2 separate regions of the Homo sapiens genome follow, and region 1 is linked to region 2. The links are chromatin contacts, found by Hi-C or POLR2A ChIA-PET in ENCODE. All regions are on one chromosome and are shown on one strand. Each heading gives the region's core, a stretch centred on a gene start or an enhancer-like site at or near the end of the contact. The rest is flanking DNA. Distances are from core to core; before and after follow the strand shown.

The links. A loop is a pair of places that touch in the nucleus more often than their neighbours do. ChIA-PET counts read pairs that join two places held with the same protein, here RNA polymerase II (POLR2A).
Region 1: a map with no recorded cell type shows a loop between it and region 2 (1.8-fold over the local background). The contact joins two enhancer-like sites. A Hi-C loop is called at or near these places in 1 of 37 single-sample maps with no recorded cell type. POLR2A ChIA-PET finds 5 or more read pairs at or near these places in 2 of 52 experiments (Panc1 and WTC11).

What each region holds. Positions count from the first base shown.
Region 1 is chr15:50,208,671-50,212,699 of GRCh38, reverse strand. All of the region lies in intron 4 of SLC27A2 (solute carrier family 27 member 2), which reads right to left. Among named protein-coding and RNA genes, the nearest start is that of SLC27A2, 28 kb to the right of the region's middle. RefSeq lists an enhancer at 1,364-1,943. Within about 2 kb of position 1,864, at least 3 of the 41 ENCODE cell types and tissues checked have a DNase peak (open chromatin) inside an H3K27ac peak, as active enhancers do.
Region 2 is chr15:50,146,321-50,150,762 of GRCh38, reverse strand. It overlaps a transcript of ATP8B4 not described here. Among named protein-coding and RNA genes, the nearest start is that of ATP8B4, 29 kb to the right of the region's middle. Within about 2 kb of position 1,427, at least 2 of the 41 ENCODE cell types and tissues checked have a DNase peak (open chromatin) inside an H3K27ac peak, as active enhancers do.

The sequences.
Region 1 (4,029 bases), core at 615-3,114, 62 kb before region 2:
ATATGATGCTTAGTTTTGCTGGATACAAAATTCTTGGCTTACACTTGTTTTGTTTGAGGTGGTTGAAGATAGGGCCCCAATCCCTTCTAGCTTGTAGGGTTTCTGCTGAGAAATCTGTTAATCTAATAGGTTTTCCTTTGTAGGTCACCAGGTGTTTCTGTCTCACAGCTCTTAAGATTCTTTCCTTGGTCTTAACTTTGGATAACCTGATGACAATGTGCCTAGGCAAAGATCTTTATGTGATGAATTTCCCAGGTGTTCTTTGTGCTTCATGTATTTGCATGTCTAGGTCTAGCAAGGCTTGGAAGTTTTCCTCAATTATTCACCCAAATATGTTTTTCAAGTGTTTAGAATTGTCTTCTTCCTCAGGAACATCAAGTATTCTTAGGTTTGGTCTTTTAATCCTAGACTTCTTGGAGGCTTTGTTCATATTTCCTTATTATTTTTTCTTTGTCTTTATTTATTGGGTTAATTCAAAGACCTTGACTTCGAGCTCTGAATTTCTTTCTTCTACTTGTTCAATTCTATTGCTGAGACTTTCCAGAGCATTTAGCATTTCTAAAAGTGTGTCCAAAGTTTCCTGAATTTTTGCTTGTTTTTTTCATTTACTTTTTTTTTTTTTTTTTTTTGAGACAGAGTCTCACTCTGTCTCCCAGGCTGGAGTGCAGTGGCGCGATCTTGGCTCACTGCAAGCTCTGCCTCCCAGGTTCATGCCATTCTCCTGCCTCAGCCTCCCGAGTAGCTGGGACTACAGGTGCCTGCCACCACTCCAGCTAATTTTTTTGTATTTTTAGTAGAGAAGGGGTTTCACTGTGTTAGCCAGGATGGTCTCAATCTCCCGACCTTGTGATCTGCCTGCCTCAGCCTCCCAAAGTGCTGGGATTACAGGCTTCAGCCACCATGCCTGGCCCTGTTTTTTTCTTTAAGCTATCTATTTGCTTGAATATTTCTCCTTTCACTCTTGTAACGTTTTTTTGGATTTCCTTGCATTGGGCTTCATATTTCTCTGGTTCCTCCCTGATTAGCTTAATAACTAACCTCCTGAATTATTTTTCAGGCAAATCAGGGATTTCTTCTTGGTTTGGATTCGTTGCTGGTGAACTAGTGTGATCTTTTGGGGATGTTGATGAGCCTTGGCTTTTCATATTAGCAGGGTTGGTTTTCTGATTCCTTCTCATTTGGGTAGGCTCTGTCAGATGGAAGGTCTAGGGCTGAAGGGTGTTGTTCAGAATTTTGTCCCATGGGGTGTTCCTTTGATGTAATACTCTCCCCCTTTTCCTATGGATGTGGCTCCTGTGAGCCGAACTGCAGTGATTGTTGTCTCTCTTCTGGGTCTAGCCACCCAGCAAGTCTACCTGGCTCTGGGCTGGTACTGGGGGTTGTCTGAACAGAGTCCTGTGATGTGAATGATTTATGGGTCTCTCAGCCATGGATACCAGCACCTGTTCCAGTGGAAGTGGCAGAGGATGCAATGACTCCATGGGATCCTTAACTTTGGTGGTTTAATTCCCTGTTTTGTGCTGTTGGCCTCCTGCCAGGAGGTGGTACTTTCCAGAAAGCATCAGCTGTAATAGTGTGGACAGGCACCAGCAGTGGGCAGGGCCCTAGAATTCCTAAGATTATATGTTCTTTGTCCTCTGATACCAAGGTGGATAGGGAAGGACCATCAGGTGGGGCCAGGGCTAGGCCTGTCTGAGCTCAGACTCTCCTTGGTCAGGTCTTGCTGTGGCTGCTGTGGGGGATGGGGGCGAGATTCCCAGGTCACTGGAGTTGTGTACCTAAGAGGATTATGGCTGTCTCTGCTGAGTCATGCAGGTTGTCAGGGAAGTGGGGGAAAGTTGGCAGTCACAGGCCTCACCCAGCTTCCAGGCAACCTGAAGGGCTGGTCTCACTCCCACCGTGCCCCCTCAACGGCCCCGAGTCTGTTTCCAGGTGGAGGGCGAGTCAGGCTTGAAAACTTGCCCAAGGCTTTCTGCCTCCCAGCTGTTAAAGAAAGGGCTTTAGTTCTTCTCCGCCTGTGGAGTCTGCAAGCCAGATTCACACCCTCCCTGGAGTTCTGGCCAGGAGTCTTCTTGCCCCGTTCAAATTATCCCAAAGTTTAGCTAGAGAATTCCTTCTCCCTGTGGAGTTTTGCCCCCTGCTCCTCTGGCCACCCTCCTGATGGATCCCTGTGGTGCCAGGCGGGAATGGGCTGCTAGGGGAGCCAGTGAGCTCCCAGGGCCTTTCTGCAGCTTCCTCTACCTTTGTATTTTGCTCGGTTTGGCTCTCTAACTTGACGAGGCTCCAGGTAAAGTCGGGAAGTTCTACAAACAGACCTTCAGCTTCTCCAGTATGTGTTCGGGAGATGAGGGTCTCCCTTTCCCACTTCTGCAGTTGGGGCGATCACAGTATTTGGGGTGTCTCCCGGGTCCTCTAGGAGCAATCCACTTCTTTCAGAGGGTCTGTGGGTCCTCTTGGGGTTGCTGGTTAGTTCTTGCAGTCAAGCTGGAGCTAAAATTCACAATGTGAGCCTCTCATGCTGCTCTGTCTGGAGCCACAATCTAGTCCTGCCTCCCGCTCGCCATGATCCTGTCCTCCGTATTTTACTTCTTACACAGATTTTCAAATAACTCCCCTGTTTTAAGTCTGACACTTCATCCCACCTTCAGCTGTATTCAAAGCCTGCAATTTCTCAGCCTTCAGGAAGGCAACTGGCTTCCTTCCTGTTGGGACTTGCCTCTTAAGTTTCACCCTTCTCAGCCTACTATGTCAGTCACTGTTATCTTTTAGCTTCCTATACTATGTAGTTCATGGTTGCAATGTCTCTTAGTTTCTGAGATGATGGTGCTTGTGTGTGTTTTTCTCATCGCCTTGTTTTGGGGTGACTTCCAAGAGGTGAAAGGGAAGAAGGTCTTTATCACCTTAGAAAAACTCCAGAGTCCCTGTTCTTAATAATTAATATGTTACACTTCTGCCTGGACAAGGCTCCACCTGTTTGCTTTACAGAAGAGGCCCTTCATCCTTCTGTGTATTCTCACATCGTAGCCAAAAGGACTGTCTAAAAATGCCATCTCCCACATTGCTCTTCCATGTAAGGCCCTTTAGTCATGGCTTGTCATGTTCACATTTGAGTCTCAGCAGAGTAAAGCCCTTGCCACCTGACCCAGCCCCTCAGCTTCACCTCCTGCCAGACTGCTTGCAGTTCCCAGTGTGCTGGGTCCTTCATCTCACTGCTCACGTGATTTTCCTGCTAGCCAGAAGCCCTTCTTTTCTTGCCTGGCTGCAGAACTTCTCCGTACTCTTCAAAGCCCACCTTCCCTGGCGAACCTTCCTGATTCTGCTCCCCTTCCCTCTTTCTTTTGGCCTCCCTCTGTCTTGGGCCCCAGTCATATTGGCCACTCTCCACTCTGTGCTGCAACAGATCCATCCATTCTCTTTTTTGAACAGAATGAAGCTGATGCAGAGACAGAAATTTTAGGCTAGAAGGGACCACAGAGGTTATCTAATTCTGGGGGGACGCAGTCAACACTAGAGGTAAGTTGAATCTATTCAGCTTTTTCAGGGTTCTGGCCAATATTATTTCTCCTTCCAAATATCATGGTTCTATGTGTGGCCCCTGGAACTCTTTTTTGGTTCCCTTTCTGTCTTCCTCCTCCCACACTCCAGCAGGTGTCATAAAGCCTCATTGAGACCCCTGTACTGGAGCCTTGTCCAGTACAGACTGTAGCTTCAGTCTGTAACTGGAGGAAAGAAACACTGAGCTTTAGCAATATCATGCTCCAATAAATAACTTTCCCTAGATGACATTGTTTTTAGGCAACTACAAAAACCGAATGGGAGCTGACAACCATACACTGCAAGAAATGAATCAGAATGGCCTTTCATTACAAACAGTCGCTTTGAAAGCAAAGGCCCAAATACAATGCGGGAAGACGGCAAAATAGAAAATATTCACTATAATATTTTAAAAATCACTTAAGTCAGTAGCTTTGCTATCCCATCCCCTACTCAACCTCAGATGAGAGTGATTAACTAAGTAGAATGTTTTCC
Region 2 (4,442 bases), core at 178-2,677:
ACTTTGTATTTGTTATTTGTTAAATTCTTGCAGAGGTACAACTCTGAACAGAATAATGCTGGCCTAGAACTTGGGGATGATAGCAAACCCCTACGAAACAGACAAAATTAAACTTAATAATGGACTCCAGGTAGGCTAGCCTGAGAGCTTCGCTTCAAACTCCCTTTGTTGCTCAAATGTGGCCAGAAGAGTTTCAGTATGACTCGTAGTCACCAATCATTCCTTCCAAATGTGGGTGTAGATGAGCAACCTGGGACAAATCCATCCTGGTACTGAGGGACATCAAAATCCAACTATAGGTTGATTGATCAGTGATGCTTTTGGAGAAAGATCTTGATGAAAAGGAGGGAAGTGTGAAAGTTCTCAGAATCAAAATGGAGTCCATTGTGTTAAAATCCTCCCTGAGAAATGGATCTGGGGTAGGCCATGCAGAGAAAAGTTCTCATGAAATGCCTGATAACACATACTATCACAAAAGACTCTGCAAAACTCCCAACCTTGCACAAAGACCATCACAGCCTTTTGCAAAAAATACTTTTATGTGGACATTTGCCCAGCAACTCACTGTTCAAGCTCACCTGCTGTCACTCTTGTTACTGTTACTGATCCTTGTAGCCAAGGATAATTATCTCAAAAACCACTATGAAATTTTTTTTTTTTTTGGGACGGAGTCTTGCTCTGTCACCCAGACTGGAGTGCAGTGGCGTGATCTTGGCTCACTGCAACCTCCACCTCCCGGGTTCAAGCGATTCTCCTGCCTCAGCCTCCTGAGTAGCTGGGATTACAGGCACCCTCCACCACACCTGGCTAATTTTTGTGTTTTTAGTAGAGACAGCGTTTTGCCATGTTGGCCAGGCTGGTCTCAAACTCCTGACCTCAGGTGATCCGCCTACCTTGGCCTCTGAAAGTTCTGGGATTACAGGCATGAGCCACTGTGCCCGGCCAACTATGAAATTTTCTTAATTTTTCTCTTAAAAGCCTTTGTCTTCCTTTACTGCCCTGAATACACACATAGTTTACTATGGCATGTGCTTTCCCACTGCAATGCCTTATTCCCAAATACATATCATTTATTTTTAGAGAGTCTTTCTTTGCTATTTAGGTTGATAAATGCCTCTATTAGAATTTCATTCTAATGAAGTAGTTTTTCATTAGATTCACTTCTCTTTTGAGCATATTATCATCATTATCATTATTATTATTGTGGTTATTTCTCTAAAGAGCTCCTCTCTGCAGTTGTTTCCTACCACCTCAGTGGACTCTGTGATGATCAAAGAGATCTGCTTCAAGGCTTAGTGCACATACACATATTATCCCCTCCCATGCTTGCCTTTTGTTTCCTTATAAACTGTTTAACCAGGAAAACAGGTCTGACTGATTTGAAGAGGAAGAGAGGTCAGCAGTCTATCACCAGATCAGACTCTACCAGTGATACTAGGATCTCCTTTCTAACTTCTGGCCTATAGCTTACTCTCTCTTGTCTTCTGTGTTTTATGCTTATGACATGACTCAGATAATATACAGGGACATACTGGGCACTACGGCAGACCTAGCCAATCAATCATGGCATTATCTTAGGCTGAGCCTAATCATGTGTCAGAATTGTTCTTAACACAATGTTCTCAACTGCCACCACCACATTCACATTTAACCCCTGAGATTAGTTCTGCTTATCATCTCTGTAGTATTGATTCATAGATGAACAAGAGAATCACCTGGGAAGCTTTAAAAATAGCATGATGTATTGTTATTTTTAAAAGGGATACTTATCTTTTTGAGATACATACTAAGTACTTATGGATGAAATGATGTTGAACCATTTGAGAGATAGTTGTAGACAATATAACATTTTATTCCTAAATACTTTCAGTACGTATCACTTAAAACAAGAGAATTTTGTAATCTAACTACAACAGAATTATAACACTTGGGAAACTTGAAGTCGATACAATTTTATTATCTAATATTACATTTAATATTATTATCTAATATGAATTCTTATTCAGTTTTCGAATTACTTCAATAATATCTGTGTTAGCCTGTTTTGTGCTGCTATTACAGAGTACCTTAGACTGGGTAATTTATAAAGAACAGAAATTTATTTTTTCATAGTTTTGGAGGCTAGAAAGTCCAAGATCCTTTGCATTAGCAGGTTTGGTTATCTGGTGAAGGCTGTAGCCTCCAAGAAAAGGAATGCTGTGTCCTCACGTGGCAGAAGGTGGAATGGCAAGGAATGCATACTGCATGAAGCCTCTTTTGTAAGGGCCTTAATCCCATTCATGAGGGAGGAGCTCTCATGGCCTAATCCCCTTTTAAAGGCCCCACCTCTTAATACTGTCATATTGGCAACACCTACATTTTGGAGGGGACACATTCAACCCATTGCAATGTCTTATAGCTTTTTTTTTGTAAACCATCCAAAAGCCAATCTAGATTACAGATTGCATTTAATATTAAATATAATTATTTATGTCTTTTATGTTTCCTTTAATCAAGAGCAGTTCCCCAGCTTTTCCTTGGTCTTTAATTGACATTAACATTTTTGGAGTCCAGGCCAGTATTTTGTTGAATGTTCTTTAACTTGGGTTTATGTGATGTTTCCTCATGATTAGATTCAGGTTTTGCAGTTTGGCAGGAACACTAAAGAAGTGGTGTTCTGTCCTTCTCAGTGTGTCAGACCAGGAGGCATCTGCTGCCTGATTGTCCCATTATTGCTCGTATTAAGTTGGATCACTTAGTAGAAATGCTAACTGCTAGATGCATTGGAAAGATATAGTTCTTCTTTGTAATTAATATGTATTGCATGGAGTTATACTTTTAGATTGTATAAATATTCTTTTACGCCCCAATTTCCCACTGAATGATTTTGGCACTCTTTGATGATCCTTGCCTGAATCTATTATTTCTATGGTGGTTCTGAGAGGGTGATTTTCTGTTTCTATCATTCCTTCCACATGCATTCATTGGCATCTTTTCTTTTTCTTTTTTTCCTCCTTTAAAGGTTGGGTATAGACTCAGCAATTTTCAAAAAATTCAATGTTATATATTCTTTTGTGTCATTGATCTTGGTTGGCTCCTGTGTCTTTTGGCAGGTCCCGATCAGCTTTTGAGCATGTTCTGATGTTCTGAAACAAAAGATGTTCCAGGATCACCTTGTGCTTCCCTTGACCCAGCCCTGGAATCAACCATTTCTCCGTGGGATCCTGCTTTTGTCTTTTGACTATGGTGTTTAGACATGGAAGCCAGGGTGCAGGTATACTCCTTCTGCAGGAGGGTTATTGCTTCTAGGCTCTTTCAATGGACAAAATAGGAAGTATATACTTTTTTTTTTTTTTTTTTTTTGGAGACAGTGTCTCTTTCTCTCTGTCACCCAGGATGGAGTGCAGTGGTGTGATCTCTGTTCACTGCAACCTCCGCCTCCCCAGTTCAAGCGATTCTCATGCCTCAGCCTCCTGAGTAGCTGGGATTACAGGCATGCAGCACCACACCCGACTAATTCTTGTAATTGTAGTAGAGGCAGGGTTTTACCATGTTGCCCAGGCTGGTCTTGAACTCCTGACCTCAGGTGATCTGCCCACCTTGACCTCCCCAAGTGCTGGGATTACAGGCGTGAGCCACCGTGCCTGGCTAATACATAGTTTTAAAGACCTCGAATTTGTACTGATACCTCTAACTTCGTAACCCAACACCAAAGAGTTTGCGTCTTCTTCCTTTACTCCATATCTCTTTTAAAAAACAAAAAACAACCCTCCCATAATGGGAAAACTGGTTCCCAGTGAGACAGCCAAGTGGGAAGAGGATCCCTGGAAAAACTCCAACTGGCTTGTGCACTGGGAAGAGTGCACACTGGGGTGGAGACACAGAAGTTCACAACATTTGCAGAAGGGTTCCTCTTCCTGTGTGGAACCTGGGATTCAAGGCTCCTCCTCTTCCTGTGTGGAACTTGTGGGTGGGAAGTTCTCTAGCAGGGACTCTGGCCTTAGGAGGATCCCTGTTTCCCCTTTTTTCCCTTTTACCCAATACAACCCTGCTTTACTCACGCTTCAAACCATCTATGAGCCTAAATGTTGGTGACCATGGGACGGAAAAGGACCCTGTCTTTAGCTGAACTAAGGAAAAGTCCTGCAACACCAGCAAGATCAATATGTTTATCTATTTGAAATTCTAAAACACACGCAAAGTAGTTTCAGAATTACTACATCAATACCACTACCAAAGACAAACTTACCTTACCAGGTAAAGTTCAAGGCTTTCTTAATTATTATCCTTAGAATATTCCCTGAGGGTGGCCAGTTAGAATTTCACATTCACAAGTTACTTGGAATAATTATTTTTCTTGTTCTGAATAATTACATTTTTTATATGATACATGCTTAGGTTGATTTGTTTCTGTTTCTGTTCAACTTAACAGTCCTCCCAGCCTGGTGACTAAATTTTATATT